Linked DNA regions of Homo sapiens: region 1 is linked to region 2. The links are chromatin contacts, found by Hi-C or POLR2A ChIA-PET in ENCODE. All regions are on one chromosome and are shown on one strand. The core of a region is the stretch at or near the end of the contact, and the rest is flanking DNA. Distances in the headings are between cores, read along the strand shown. Region 1 overlaps EYA4 (EYA transcriptional coactivator and phosphatase 4). Region 2 has its middle 26 kb from the start of LINC00326.

What was found. A loop is a pair of places that touch in the nucleus more often than their neighbours do. ChIA-PET counts read pairs that join two places held with the same protein, here RNA polymerase II (POLR2A). Pooled maps may share reads with other maps.
Region 1: a loop to region 2 is called in a map of gastrocnemius medialis, with 2.6 times the contacts of the local background. The contact joins two enhancer-like sites. A Hi-C loop is called at or near these places in 1 of 168 maps with a recorded cell type or tissue (gastrocnemius medialis) and 2 of 50 pooled maps. POLR2A ChIA-PET finds 5 or more read pairs at or near these places in 1 of 52 experiments (activated T-cell).

Annotation. Positions count from the first base shown.
Region 1 is chr6:133,363,143-133,370,809 of GRCh38, reverse strand. The region is part of intron 2 of EYA4 (EYA transcriptional coactivator and phosphatase 4); the gene reads right to left. Among named protein-coding and RNA genes, the nearest start is that of EYA4-AS2, 90 kb to the left of the region's middle. Within about 2 kb of position 2,014, at least 2 of the 41 ENCODE cell types and tissues checked have a DNase peak (open chromatin) inside an H3K27ac peak, as active enhancers do; they include gastrocnemius medialis, where a contact is called at or near this core.
Region 2 is chr6:133,058,716-133,065,550 of GRCh38, reverse strand. No RefSeq gene overlaps it. Among named protein-coding and RNA genes, the nearest start is that of LINC00326, 26 kb to the left of the region's middle. Within about 2 kb of position 3,295, at least 3 of the 41 ENCODE cell types and tissues checked have a DNase peak (open chromatin) inside an H3K27ac peak, as active enhancers do; they include gastrocnemius medialis, where a contact is called at or near this core.

The DNA of each region.
Region 1 (7,667 bases), core at 765-3,264, 310 kb before region 2:
ACATATCTATCAAGATGACTACATCTCAAATCTAATGAAAAGTTCAAATTCAGCACAAATTTCAAAACAAATTATGCAGAAAAAAGCCTTTCATTTAAATAGTTGGTATTAGTTTTTTAAAATCCTGCAGTAGCATGTACTATTAGGGGAAAACAAAGTTGACTGTTAAAAGTTTTGTAGTGAAATGTAATCTATTATCACTTATCACGTTACCTGCATTTCTCCCAACATTAACATAATGTAATTTGAATAGCTGAATTTTATAAAGTAAACAAAGACGAAGTGTGTTTCACACTTTAGCCATAAACAGATCAGGGATTTTCTCTAATTGATTGGCTTGCTCAGTTCCTATGTACAAGTTTCTTCTATCATCCTTGTACTAAAAAACTGTGAAAAATCTAAACAACCTATTTTAACAAGAAAAATATTTTTCTCTGAGATAGAACTGCCTACACTTAAATGTGTGACTGCCCATGGAACATAATAATAATGATAACGCTTCAACCAAAAGCTAAATGCAACTTACCTCATTCAAAACCCCAAAACCTGAAATTTATTCCAGCTGTATTTGGAAGTCAGTTCTGTAGTGCGTGTGTGTGAAGTTCAGCAGCCAATAAATTCCAGTCTCCATTGTCAGTAGAATGAAACTGTGTCGAGGTTTACAGAATGCTCTGAGAGGTTTATAGTCTCTAACCAACACCCAGGTAGCCTTAAAAGCACCTTGCTCTGGCGTGAACCTTCGGGCTCCAGGAGCAGTGCAGTTATGTAGGTTAAATAGGAGGAGACCTGGATAGTAAACACTCCTGGTTCCGACCAATGGCTTTCCACGCCCTTCTGTTTATAGTAAGATGACTTGATGTCAGAGGTCACCCTCATCAGCAGCTCCTGTCTTTCAGTGAAATCTAACGTAGGGCATTATCTGGAGGTGCTTTTAATGAAGCCACATCTCCTGACTCCTAGACTCTAGCAACCTGCTGTCATGGTGATACATTCATAACCCATTGTTGTAAACCACTCAGAATTAAATCCCTGCATTAAATTTTCAAAAAGCAAATTTTACTTTAAATTTCTTTAAAGCAAAACATTTCTGTAGGAGAAACACTTTATGGCAAGTTAATATCAATAAGGATGGTATTCATTTAAAGTTCCCTACCAACATTTTACATTTTTGTTTGTTCTCGTTTTTTTGGATAAGACAAGGTATGTAAGATTTCACTTTCATTATTACTTCACTCTAAAAAGTACAGGGCTCTCTTCTAGTTTTAGGTACACATGTATGTCAACAAAATGGAAAGATAATTACAGACATTTTTATTTAATTTATTTTGTATATATTTTCATCTGAGGTAGACTGAAGGGATGAACACAATTATAAATGCTCACACAGATGTTAACATTTTATGTAATATATTTTATAAAATAAAGTCTTTTATGTTTACGAAAGAGAGGGATATATTAATTTCTAATGAAATGAAAATGAAACAAGAATAGATAAATTCAAGAGATAAGGATAATGTGAGTAATCTTAATGATTAGATAATAAAATCAGATAATAATGCTATTATCTGATATTAACATTCCCTTTTATTCTAATAGCTTATGAAAAATAATTATTTTCTTTAAAGAAAACAGTATCTTCCAACTCATCTCTCATCCCTTCAAAAATGTCTTAACAGATCTTAAAAGAAAGATTAAACTCATTTCATAAGTTCTTCAGACAGTATTTCAGTGTAGCATTTCCTGTCTCTAATTTGTTTATCTAACACTGAGTTTATTTCTTTTTTTCTCATAATCTTTACAGTTTGGCTCTAAATGATACAGTGACGTACAGGAAAAGAGTAAATACTGCATCTGAGTAATTTGTAGCACAAGTATTTACTGAAGTCATTTTCATTTTCAAGGGAGGATTGAATGAAGAATCATTTACCTATTTCAGGTTTGGACAGCACACAGACGCCCCAATGGCTTTAGGAACTGAAGACGGCGCTGTCTCCCTACTAGTGTCAGCTGCTTCTGCTGCGAAACTGGGTGAGTGTGTGCATTCCACCTGCAGCACATGGTCAGCCCAGGTTTTGATGCCACTATGATATTTATATGACAGAGAGCTGCCTGACTTCATCAAAGTTCACAAAGCATGTGGATTATTTTAGAGCGCCAGAGATCCCATTTTGACAGACGCAATTCTTTGTTCCTAGTATGGTTAGGATCACTAAAAATAATGTCTTTGCAGCCAAATACTTTCAAGCAGTTGGAGCCTGTTGAGTATTGTGGTATAAATTATATTTTTAAAGTTCAACTGAATATGCTTTTTTAAATGGCTACTTTCTTAAGGGACTGTAAGTCATTCAATATTTTCAAAATGCTTATGAGCTCAAGAAACACTCACTGAAGCAAAATATATGTCTGTTCCTGTTACAATAGAGGCCCAGTGAACCTTGCCTAAAACTCTGGGAGAATAAGTTCTTCATGCATTAAAGAAGCCTGGGTGGATTGTAATTTTCTTCCCTAATCTTAAAGCGGGGCGAGGTAGGAACAACAAACAAAGTGTGGTGAAGACTTTATAAATATAAACGTGAAAACAAATGTCATTTGCAGTTTCAATTTTTAAAGAGTACAAATAACTATAATTTTTCTGATGAGAAATATAATCTTTATCTCAGCTTACACCAGGACACCAAAGTGTTCCTAGAAACAGAGAAATGGTATCCCTTTACTTTGTACCATTATAACCAAGTGGGAAAATTGCATAGATGATTTTTAATAACATTTTATAAACAGAGATGTCTAGGATGCCCTTCTGGTTCCAGCATACTGCCACCAATTAATTATGTGACCTGGGAACAAACATAGAGGTTTCCATCTCAGAGTGCCAGTATTTATTTTTGAATATGAACCACACATTCTGAAAGACTCCATCTTCCATATATATTTTATTTAACAATAACGGTTTTCATTACCCCATGTTTAAAACCAAGCACATAGCAATCATTCAATGCTGCTAATTATTATGACATCCTGTAGGTACGAATTATTAATAGTTAATAAGATAGCCAAAATCAAAGGAACTGGATATTCTTAAAAACCAGTACAGCCTTACTATGGGTAAATTCTTAATTTCCCTTGTTTTAAAATGTTGAAAATGGCACCCTGACCTCCAAAACCTCTATACAGTGCTTTTGAGTCCATCAATCTATGAGAGTCAGCCACACATTCTGATAAAAGTGAAGCTATTATGAACTATTGACAGCTGATATATTAAATAGCAGTGACTTTCCCATTGTCAGTACTACACTGGTATTTGTTGGATGCATGAATATCCTTCAAAGTAATATGCGAATCAAGATTTAGTCAGTAATGACACCTGTTAAGTTTGGTAGAAGTCTTGCCACATATATACGTATTTTTAAAATCAAGAAAATAAATTAATTACTGCAGTTTCATGGGGTGCATCCTTTACATTTACTTTGTCTACTCCCTCTCCATAACTCTTAGCACAAGGAAGCTGCTTACATACTTCCTTTCTTCGTGTCTTCTACTCTTCTCAGCATGAGTACACATAAGTAGGCAGCAAGAATCACAAAAAGTCTGAGATTTTACCCTGCTTGTAAGCTAACACAGTAGCCTCAGTTGCACGGATATAGGAAGAAGACCCAAGGATCCAGGTTATGGGGGCACTTGGTGAGCAGTTTAGTAAGACTACTTGTCTAGTAATCTATCAAGCACCCTTCATCTCCAAAGCTGTGAAATACCTCCAGGTTCTTTTACAGCATTTCTTGCCACTTTTCATTACTGGCAAACTAACTAAAAGAACTTCCTGAATGATTCCAAGAAATGACATTTGACATTAAGAGATAAAACAGAGCCAACATGGGAGAACAAAGAAAAAAACAAAAGCATAGTCATGTAATTCTGATAACTACTGGCAAGCATTAGAGAACGAAGAAAAACAATGTACAATTTCTGTATGTTCAATAAGCCCCTAAATTGCTACTTTGAAAAAGACCACATGAAATCAAAACTAAACAGCCACCACAGCTTCCTTAGCCAGGCTACTGATGTGTTATCTACATAGAATATAAAATCCAAAACCTAAGGGACTACTTTTAGTTAAACACTTAACAAATCATGTCCATGCCACTGTATAACAAATACCACGTAGAAATCAATGCAATCATTTCATTTGCCATTTGCTTAACTGTCTTCCTTCTTTGCCTATTAAGGCTGACAAACTCACATACATTCAGAAGCCAAGATGGTTATTTAAAAGAGAGAAGCAGGTCAAATGGAGGTGGGGCTGTGGGCAAATGCATGATCTGCCCCCAGTCATTCAAACTCTACTGGATAATTCATCTAGTGCCATGCCTTAACTACTGTCTATATAGTGTAGGTTCCCAAATTTTTATCACCACCTGAGATTCATCCTCTTAGTTCTAAACTCTCTCACTCTCCTGCCTAACTTATACCTCTACATAAATAATCTCACAGCCATATGGAACTTGAACATGTCCAGTGCTGAACTCTTTATTATTTCTCTACCAATGCTATATTTACCGTCCAAAATGTTTCATTTAGGTAAAGCCGGAAACAGGAGTCACTGAGTCCTCCCTTTCCACAAACTCTATATCTAAATTCATCATCAATTGAATTGATGCAGGCTTCAAAATATGTCTCAAATCTGTTCACTTCTCTTCATCTCTTCAGCCACTTCTCTAGTTAAAACCAATGTCATCTCCTATTTGGATTACTACAGTAATCCCCTAAGCAGTTTCTCTCCTCTAAAACTGTTTTCTTATATTGTGTTTGTCTATTTGGCATCCATTTATCACAAGGCCAGTTATATCAACTCTATTTCATTATTTTCTGTATTCCGATGCTCTGGAATTTGTGGCCTCACTGAATGGGAAGAGACTATACTCCCAGAGCTAGCCAATTCTTAGTGCAAAGGGCTGGTCTGGGATCATGCCCTTCATATGCAGCTAACCAATCCAGAGACCACACCCTCAACTATCCCCTTTATCAACTTCTCATCAGTAAGTCAATACTCCCCTTCCCTAAATCTCCCAGGGCCAGGTACCAGACAACCAGGTATCACCCCTACAACCCACAGCCCACTGAAATTACTCAAACTAGCCAGTCCTAAACTGTTTCCTCTGCCCTTCCCTTTCCCACAGAAACCCCACTAAAGGATATGGCCCAGGCTTTCCCTTCCTCCTTCTGCATCCTGACCAAACCCAGTGCTTCCCCATGCGCCCCATCGTGGGAAATGTAAGTAATAAAATTACTTACATTTAATGTAAGTGCCCCCCCTCCTCTTGGGAAATGTAAGTAATAAAAATAATCTTTCGATGGCATTGGCCTCTCCATGTTGTCACTCAGTCACCTCCATAAATTAAAATCCCCTGGTACAACTGATAAACTCCCAATTTGTACCATTAACTCTTCAATCCATTCGGCAGGAAGTGGCTAAAACTATTTCAATACATAAGTAGATGTCAAGAATTATGAAAGGTCTGAGATTTTACCCTATGTGCAAGCTAACATGGTAGCTAGCCTCCGTTTCGTGAATACAGGAAGAAGACTCAAGGATACAAGGTTTGGGGGCGCTTGGTGAGCAGTTTACCCAACCAAGCGATCAATATCCTAAGATAATGCAATCCAATAAGAAAACTCAAGAGGCTGAACCAGAATAAATTTGAATTCCTGTTCCATCTTTTGACCAGGCTGCCACCCAGCAGATGTACCAAACAGTCTAGCCTGAGATAGGTATTAGGAGAAAGAAAGATTCATCATGTCTAGAAATGGTCAGGATGATATCCTGAATTTTCAAAATAGTTCTAGATAACCTATTTTCATCCTGATCATAACCAAGAAAGGACAAAAAGAGGATGATCCCTAACTGGGCCAGTTGCAGTTAATGACCCAACTGTCTTATTAACGTGTCCAAACCAGGAGGAGATTAGGCAGGTAGAGTTTTAAATCTTTTTGAGTTGATTTTAGGAAGCCATTCCAACATTCAACAATACAAAGTGCCTATGTACTGTAGGGAGCATGGAAAGACTATCAAATACTTTGACTATCAGCCCTGGCTTCTACAATAAAAGGTGCACCACTGGCTTTGACTAACTGGAATGCACCTGGCAAACTCATAACCTGAAAATGTGTCAACAGCAGTGAGGCACCACCGCCAGTTTCAAGAGGAGTCAAATGCAGTAAATCTGTTAAGAATTAGCAGAAGTAACTCCCTGTACATACAATGTGTCTTCCTTCATTGAGACAAACAGGTCAACTATTGGCAGGAGCCCCAAGTCTGTGATGCCAGTCACCTCGATATCAGAAGTCCTTCACCTTGTGCCCAGTCTGTGCTGTGGGTGTGTCGCATGTCCAACACCCTGATGAAGCGAGGCAGCAGTGGTGGCAATCTGGGTGGTGCAAGTGGAACCAGCAGCTTGATTCCCATTGCTTTTCATCAGAGAATAGGCCCTTACCATCTATATAAATAACTGTGACAGCCCAACCATTTCCACAGCTTGTGGCCCCAAAGAGGGGAGTTTATAATCTTCCAGTTGGCATTTTTTCAAGTGGCAGCCCAAACACCTAGGTCATTGGCAACACTTGCAACACTCCCAGAGACAGTAAAAACACAGCAAGATTCATTAAGGGGAGTATTGGCCAGGGCTAAGAGCACTTCCTTGATTGTGAACACTGAGCACAGAAACAATGTCCATTTCTAGTTGAGCAGGTGATGGTGAGGCTGAACATAACCCACTGGATACCATTAGGTTTCAGGTTAGCTGATCCATAAGTGAGGCAGGCCCAGGTACTTAGGGGAACCTTGGTGAATCAGGCAGCAGAGTGGGAGATTAGAGCTGCCACTTTCTCAAGTGAGGTTAAGATGCTGCTTGCCTCAGGCTGGCTGCATTCCTAAATTTGCCATTTCCATTTGACAACCCAGGCCTGTTGGGCCCTTCCCTTGTTATTCAATGAGTATGACTGGACCCGAAAGCGGGAACATCAGGCTCAAGAGTTACAAGGTCTCGCCGGGCGCGGTGGGTCACGCCTGTAATCCCAGCACTTTGGGAGGCCAAGGCGGGCGGATCATGAGGTCAGAAGATCCAGACCATCCTGGCTAACACAGTGAAACCCTGTCTCTACTAAAAATACAAAAAAAATAGCCAGGCGTGGCAGCGTGCGCCTGTAGTCCCAGCTGCTGGGGAGGCTGAGGCAGGAGAATGGCGTGAACCCGGGAGGCGGAGCCTGCAGTGAGCCTAGATCGCGCCACTGCACTCCAGACTGGGTGACAGAGCAAGATTCCGTCAAAAAAAAAAAAAAAAGAGTTACAAGGTCTCCACGGGCCAGGCATTCAGTTTAACTAGAAGAGACCCTTCTTTAAAGGAATATACCTGTTTCAACGTCAGAGCTGTGAGTCCAGAACTCCAAGGGTGAATGCTGCTTCCTTTTGCAAGAGGCTCCAATCAGCAATACCATCAGTCATAGAGAACTGAAGCTCCAAAGAGGTCATTAGGGTTGTGGGGCCCCAAAGGAAGAAGCACTTCTGTACTTGCAACTCTTCCTGGTCAGGAGACTCCCCTCTGGACTTCATAAACATCCATAGTACAGTCATCTACAATTCAGCAGGGGAAGCTACAACAAAGACACACTAATTGGAA
Region 2 (6,835 bases), core at 2,046-4,545:
AGATTGTCTCACTTCAACTCTAAGGGCAAATCAGAGAGGGGTGAATATGTCTGGAGTCTTTGGGATTTTGCTATTGCAGGAAGCCTGAGAGGAAATCCCCAACAAAATAAGCCTGACCCCTAGAAAGACTTAGTTATTGGAAGGGAGCTGCTATTCCAGTCTCAGTGCCACATGGGGTCCAGTGCTAGAAGTGGGCTCTCTGGCCAGTTCTTTATTAAGATCATATGTTGGTCCAACAGAAGGCTGGGGAATCCAGGAAAAGCTATTCCAATAAAACTTAATAAGTCCCTGGGAAATAAAGAAGATGATGCAGGTATTTCCCTAAGAGGAGGTATCACAGAAAGGAAATAAACCATATCTCCATTTTATCCAAAGAGCAATGAGGAGGTATTTGGTATCTGGAGGGAGGTCCTCAGTGCTTCAGCTCAGGTGGGAGAAAATGATGCCCAACAAATACTGGTGGAAGACAATTCTGTCCAACCCAACCCAGGGCAACAGCAGCAGGGGAGGCAAGATCTATAACAAGACTGCAAATGCAAGAAAGATATCCCCTGGTCCATGGATTTGGCAAGGAATGATGTCTTGTTTTAATTAGCATGTCTTTGATGACTAAGGAATGTTTAAAATTATGTACAAGTTTATTGGTCATATACATCTAGTGACTTGCCTGTTCATATCTCTCTTTTTATGCTGTGATGTTCATTCTTTTCGTTTAAAATGGTTTATAATCTGAAGATATTAACAATCTTTCTGCAATATGTTGATCCTATTTTTTACAGTTTGTAATTTGCTTTTTGGTTTTATTTATGTTTCAACCCAAATCTATCAATATTTTCTTTTATTTTCTCTACACTCCACTCCAAGATCAGCAAGACATTTGTCTTTAAGCTATTATATTTCATTCTATAAACCACCTGAATAAAATTTTTTAATATAACAGCCGTCTAACTCCTTTTTTGCATTTTTAAACCAAAGATCTGATTACCATTACTTGGATAATCCGTTACTTCATCACTAATTTGAAATCTCATCTTTATCACATTCATTTTACACATATCATTTATTAACGTATTTATCATCTATCCAATTTATTTATGCTTCCAATGATCTGCTGTAAATTCTAATGCCAGTGCCACACTGCTCTAAGTAATGTGATTTATAATTTATTTTAATATCTGATAATGCAAGTAGGTCTTATTGTTTTTCTTTTAAAAACAATCTTGCCTAGTTTCCTCCATTTATTTTTCCAAATAAATTCTAGAACTAGTGGTCAAATTTCAAAGAAGAGTTATTTTTGTGCATATTGGGTTAAAATTTCATTAAATGTATACATTAATATGGGGAAGAAGCGACAACTATACAGTGTTGAAAATTTCCATCTATATATTATCATATATTCCCTTCTATATAACCCATCTATATATATTATATATTCCCATCTATATATTATTATAATAAATGGAGAGAACAAAATATATCTCTCCATTTATTGTTTTATATATTTTTGAGTAAAGCTTTAGAGCTTTGTTTTCATTAGTTTCTGCATATGTCTTACTAAGTTTATTCCAAATTAGTATATATTTTTGTATATTTTGTATCTCTTCAAAAGAATCTTTTCAATCCATTATATTTTAAGTGGTATTTTTCTGTCATATAGAAAGATAATCATAATTTAAAATAGAATTCTTGATGAATATCTCCTTATACACAGTGTTTCCTCCAAATGCTTTGCAACTGATGACATTTAAGTTTTAGGTAAAGTGAAAAACCCATGGACTTTAGCATGAAACATACCTACCTTTCAATCTTGTTTTGACCATTTCTCACTATGCAAATTTGGTATGTCTAGCATACAGTAGGAAGAAAAATATTAGTTCCTTATTTCTCATCCTGTTCCTCATAGAACAATGACTTGGGAATTTCATTCGTTAGTTACATGAACTAGAAAAAATAATTATTATAAACATATACACATATGGGCTTTACTCATTAATTGCGCAAACATTCACTGACTAAGCACAAACTACCAGGCACAGTGCTAGGCACTGAGGATATGAAGGTGACAATATCTGCCTACTGAAATGTGTGGTAGTCTCAACTACATCTCAAGCCATCAGTGGGTTGACTGTTAGAAATCAGTGGATTTCTCTTCTGGATCTTTAGATAATGTGTCTGATCAATCTATTTCTTTCTCCTGAGCAGGTACTCTCATGTATGACTTTCCCATTTTACCAGCTTAATAAATGGTTCTCAGCCTGAGCAAACTGAAGCAAACTATTGGGCATTCCCATTTTCATTTCTGAAGTGACTGCTCAAATCTTTATTTCATTTTATGCCGATGCCTCGGGAGCTGACCTAGGATAAATGGAAGCTACCAACTGCCAACTGTGCTGTCAGCTGTGTGGCCGGGTCAAAGGTGCTGGCTGAGCTTGCAAATTCTGAAGGTTTGCCAGCAGTGAAGGTATTTGCCTTAGAGGGAAATGATGCCTTGTACATATCTCATCCCACAGTGCTGCTGAATGCGTCCATTTCAGGCAATGCCCAATTTGGAGAAAAGAAGAAGTGCAAAAAAAGATGTTTCTTTGACCTCACCGCAAATACGTAAAACCACCTGCAGATCCACAGCCACTCTAATCTTTGCCTTGGGCACACCCTTTTGCTTTAACAGTAGAGAAGAAACAAGTTTCTGTTCCCTCCGAGTGCTGGGAAGTGGCATGACAGCTGGTTTCCATGAGCAGAGCACATACTCCAACCCTGCAAAGAAAAAACTCCCCACAATGCTCTTTTATCTATTAAACTAAAGGGGGTTTTATTACACTTTTGTACATTCAATACATTTATCTAAATTTTTCTCGCATTGAATTATTGTCAAGAAAAGGCTGTTCTTGCATATATATATGTGTGTGTATATATATATGTACTTGTGATCATGCATAACTTAAATGCTAAATTTCTGATTTTTTTGGAGAGGATAACATTTAGAAAAAAATCTATTGACTAAACAAAAATCATTTGACACATGAGGTCAAACCTTAATTTAGCTGTAGGAATCATTGTCGTATCAATGTGGAAGTAGAAATAGCACTAAAAGAATGTTCTTTTTCTCCTGAAAGATGCACCCTCTGACCCACTTTGTGACACATAGTGAGGAGTTCAGTAACTATAAATGTTACCGATGACTCTTATCCTTGGTTTAACTCTGGGTTCTTCTAAATGCTTATGTAGAGTACAAATTATCTGCTGAAGAGTAGCCAAGGTTGCCAAGTGAACAGCACTGAAGACGTCAGAAGGGAGTGAAGTTTGGAAGTGAAACAGCAGCCTTTAAATAGCCCGACAACACACATCATGAGATGACTTCAGTGGATCTCCCATCACTACGGATTGGCTGTAAAGGAAAAATCCTCTTAAGTGTTTAATCCAGAAGATAACTTTTTATTCAATTACTACCAGTATAATTACTATACTATTGTTCAAGATTTTATTCGTTCTTCCTTTTTTTGTCCACTTTGTCTTTTCTTCCTCTAGAAATTCAGAACCTGAATGATTTCTCATTTGAGTCAATTTTGATCACTGCAATCATTAAATTAGACATAATTTAGAAACTTCTAATGAAAAAAGAACATAATTAAGCCAAATTATCAGAAGTTTTAAGGATTGAAAATATTATCAAACAATTTTTAATAGTATTTTTTCTAATAAAAATTCTGAGACATTGGATGAATTAAGATCTATTGATATGAAAGAATGCTCATGTAACTATGGAAAAGAAATTAACATTTAGTTAGTGTTCTAATATGCCAAGCATTATGCATATTAAACTAAGCATTTTCCATATTTTTTCTCATTTACTCTTTTTTACTGCCTTACAAAATATGTGTTATTGTCCCCAGTCTACAGGGCAGAAAACTGGAAATTCACAAAGATTAAAGTATTCAAGTTTAGAAAGAAACTGTTTTTAAGTGACAGAATCCGGATTAAAATCCAGGTCTGCTGACCCCGAGGCTCTTTCTCTTTCCATTTTATCCCATAGGATTTTCCACTCAGCCAAAAATTGAACTTTAAATTTTTACATATTTTTAAATTTAAATATATTTTTCCTCATTAACAACAAAAAAATGGAAAAGAAGAATTATAATTGGTAACATTGACATCAATTTTTAAAAATATTTGTTTCATGCAATAATAAAAATTGTTTTTCTTTTAATAGTAAATGATTTGAGTGAAAAAGTTATCACCATTGTAAATAAAACATAGCTTAATTGACTTTAATATTGCTAGCAAAATTAAATTTGTACTAGGCTCATAGAATAAATAAAAAGTGCATGCATATTTGCCACATTTAATATAGAATGTTTTTTGTAATTTTCAATCTTTTTTGAGTATACTTGCCAAAGCTGTATTTATTTAAGCTGTACAATGTGGTGATTTGACATAGGTATTCACTGTGAAATGATTGTCAAAGTCAAACTAATGTACATATCCAATCACCAATCACCTCACATAGTTATGATTTTTTGTGTGTGGTGAAAACACTTCAGATCAACTCTCTTAGCAAATTTTAAGTACATGATTCAGTGTTATTAACTATAGTCACCATGCTGTACATTAGATTCCAGAACTTATTCATCCTGCATAACTAAAACTTGTCCCTTTTTCTCCCTGTTTCCCCATCCTCCAGCCCCTGACTACCACCATTCTACTCTGCTTCTGCACATAAACAGGAGCATTCATTTATTTGTCTGTGTTGGCTTATTTAACTTAGCATAATGCCCTCTGCATTCATCCATGTTTTTGTAGATGGCAGAATTTTCTTTTTTCTTTTTTAAGGCTGAAGAATATTTCATTATAAGCACACACAGACACACACACACACACACACAGTGTCATGCATTGCTTAGGGATGGGAATACGACTGAGAAATGCACCTTTAGGTGATTTCATCATTGTGTGAACATCATTAAGTGAAATTACACAGACCTAGGTTGTAGAGCCTGTGACACACCTAAGCTCTATGAAATAGCTGGCCTATTGCTCCCGGGCCACAGACCTATACAGCATGTTACTGCCACACCAGCATCACCACAGACACTTGGCTAACCCAGTCCTCTATGAAGAAGTTATGATGGTTATGACATCATGAGGTGGTAGGAATTTTTCTACTACATTATAATCTTATAGGACCACAGTCATATATGTGGTCCATTGTTGGCTGAAATGTCCTTATGTGGTGCTTGACAGTATATATACACCACATTTTCTTTATCCAGTCATTATGCTTTCTCTTGATTTATTTTTGGATTCTTAATGATCAAAAGAAAACAACAAAACAGCTCTTTTCTCTGTCCTCTGTCAACCTAGTCCCTCATTTGTGATTCAACATCCCTAACTTCCAGATATATTTAGTGCTATTGGTTACATTTATATCTAAAAAGGAAACACAAAATCACGGTAAGGTGTAATTTTTTTTTAAAAAAAGAGCTTGTTAATGTGTGAGTGATGGGAATGTATCCAAACGTCTCTCTCCCTCCCTCCGTCCCTCTCTCCCTCCACTTGTGGTTGTTGGTGGTGATGTTTCTTCTGGATAGGCACACAGGTCCCCTCGGATGAGCCAGAGTCTGAACACTGTTGAAAATGGCCCCTTGAAGAACACAAACTCAACAGAAAGTCCCGTCAGAGGATACTCTTTTGCTCACCCAATGGTGTGTGGCCCTGTGGTAAGTTAGAAGTTGAAAGCCAATGTTATTTTTCCTTCTGCCATGAAAATGTGCCTGGAGTAACAGGGAGAACACAATTTCATGTGCTAAATTCTCCTCAATTTTATTCTCTGGAATTATTTCCAAGGAATATACCTCTATGGAAAGTTTACTCTCCAAAGCTGTAGTATTCAATATGGTAGCCATCAGACATAGGAGGCTGCTGACTGCTTAAGATGTGGGTAGTGCAGCTGTGGAACTAAGTTTATTTTACTTTAATTAATTTAAAATTTAAAACTGACATCATGTAAAACATTTCTGTTCAACACATCTATATTGATTTGGCAAGTACACTTGACCCTTAAACAACATGAGAGTTAGGGACACCGACAGCCCAAGCAGTCAAAACTCCAAATAGAGCTTCTGACTCCCCAAATACTTAACTACTAATAGACTGCTATTGACTGGAAGCCTTGCTTATAGTATAAACTGTCAATTAGCACATATTGTGTATATTATATGCATTATATACTGTGCTCCTACAGTAAAGTAAGCTAGAGAAGAGAAAATGTACTAAGAAAATCACAAAGAAAAGAAATATGTTTACTATTCAGTAAGCGGAAATGACCATATAGGTCTTCATCCTTGTCATCTTCACGTTAGGTAGGCTGAGGAAGAGAAGGAGGAAGAGTAGGGGCTGGTTTTGCTCTCTCAAGAGTGCAGAAGAGGAATAAAATCCAGGTATAAGTGAACTTGTGCAGTTCAAGCGCATGTTGTTCAAGGGTCAACCTTGTACAACATTTCACTTTAACTGTTGCATCAAATGTGAGATATTATTTAAATTAAATTTTATTTCTTGCTTTTTTAGTGTGGCTAATAGGAAATTTGAAATTACATATATAGCCCACATTATGTTTGTATTGCACAATGCTATTCTAGAGAAAGTAGGACAAAGATTCTGGTGTCAGACTGAATGGGATCAATGCCCTACTCCTCTACCTACCACCTGTTAAGCTGTGGGGAAATTTACTCAGCTTCTCTGTACCCTGGTTTTCTCATCTGTAAATACGTGTACCTACCTCATAGGGTTATGGGGATTAAATACATTCAGATTTATGAAGTGCTTAAAATCGTGCCTTACA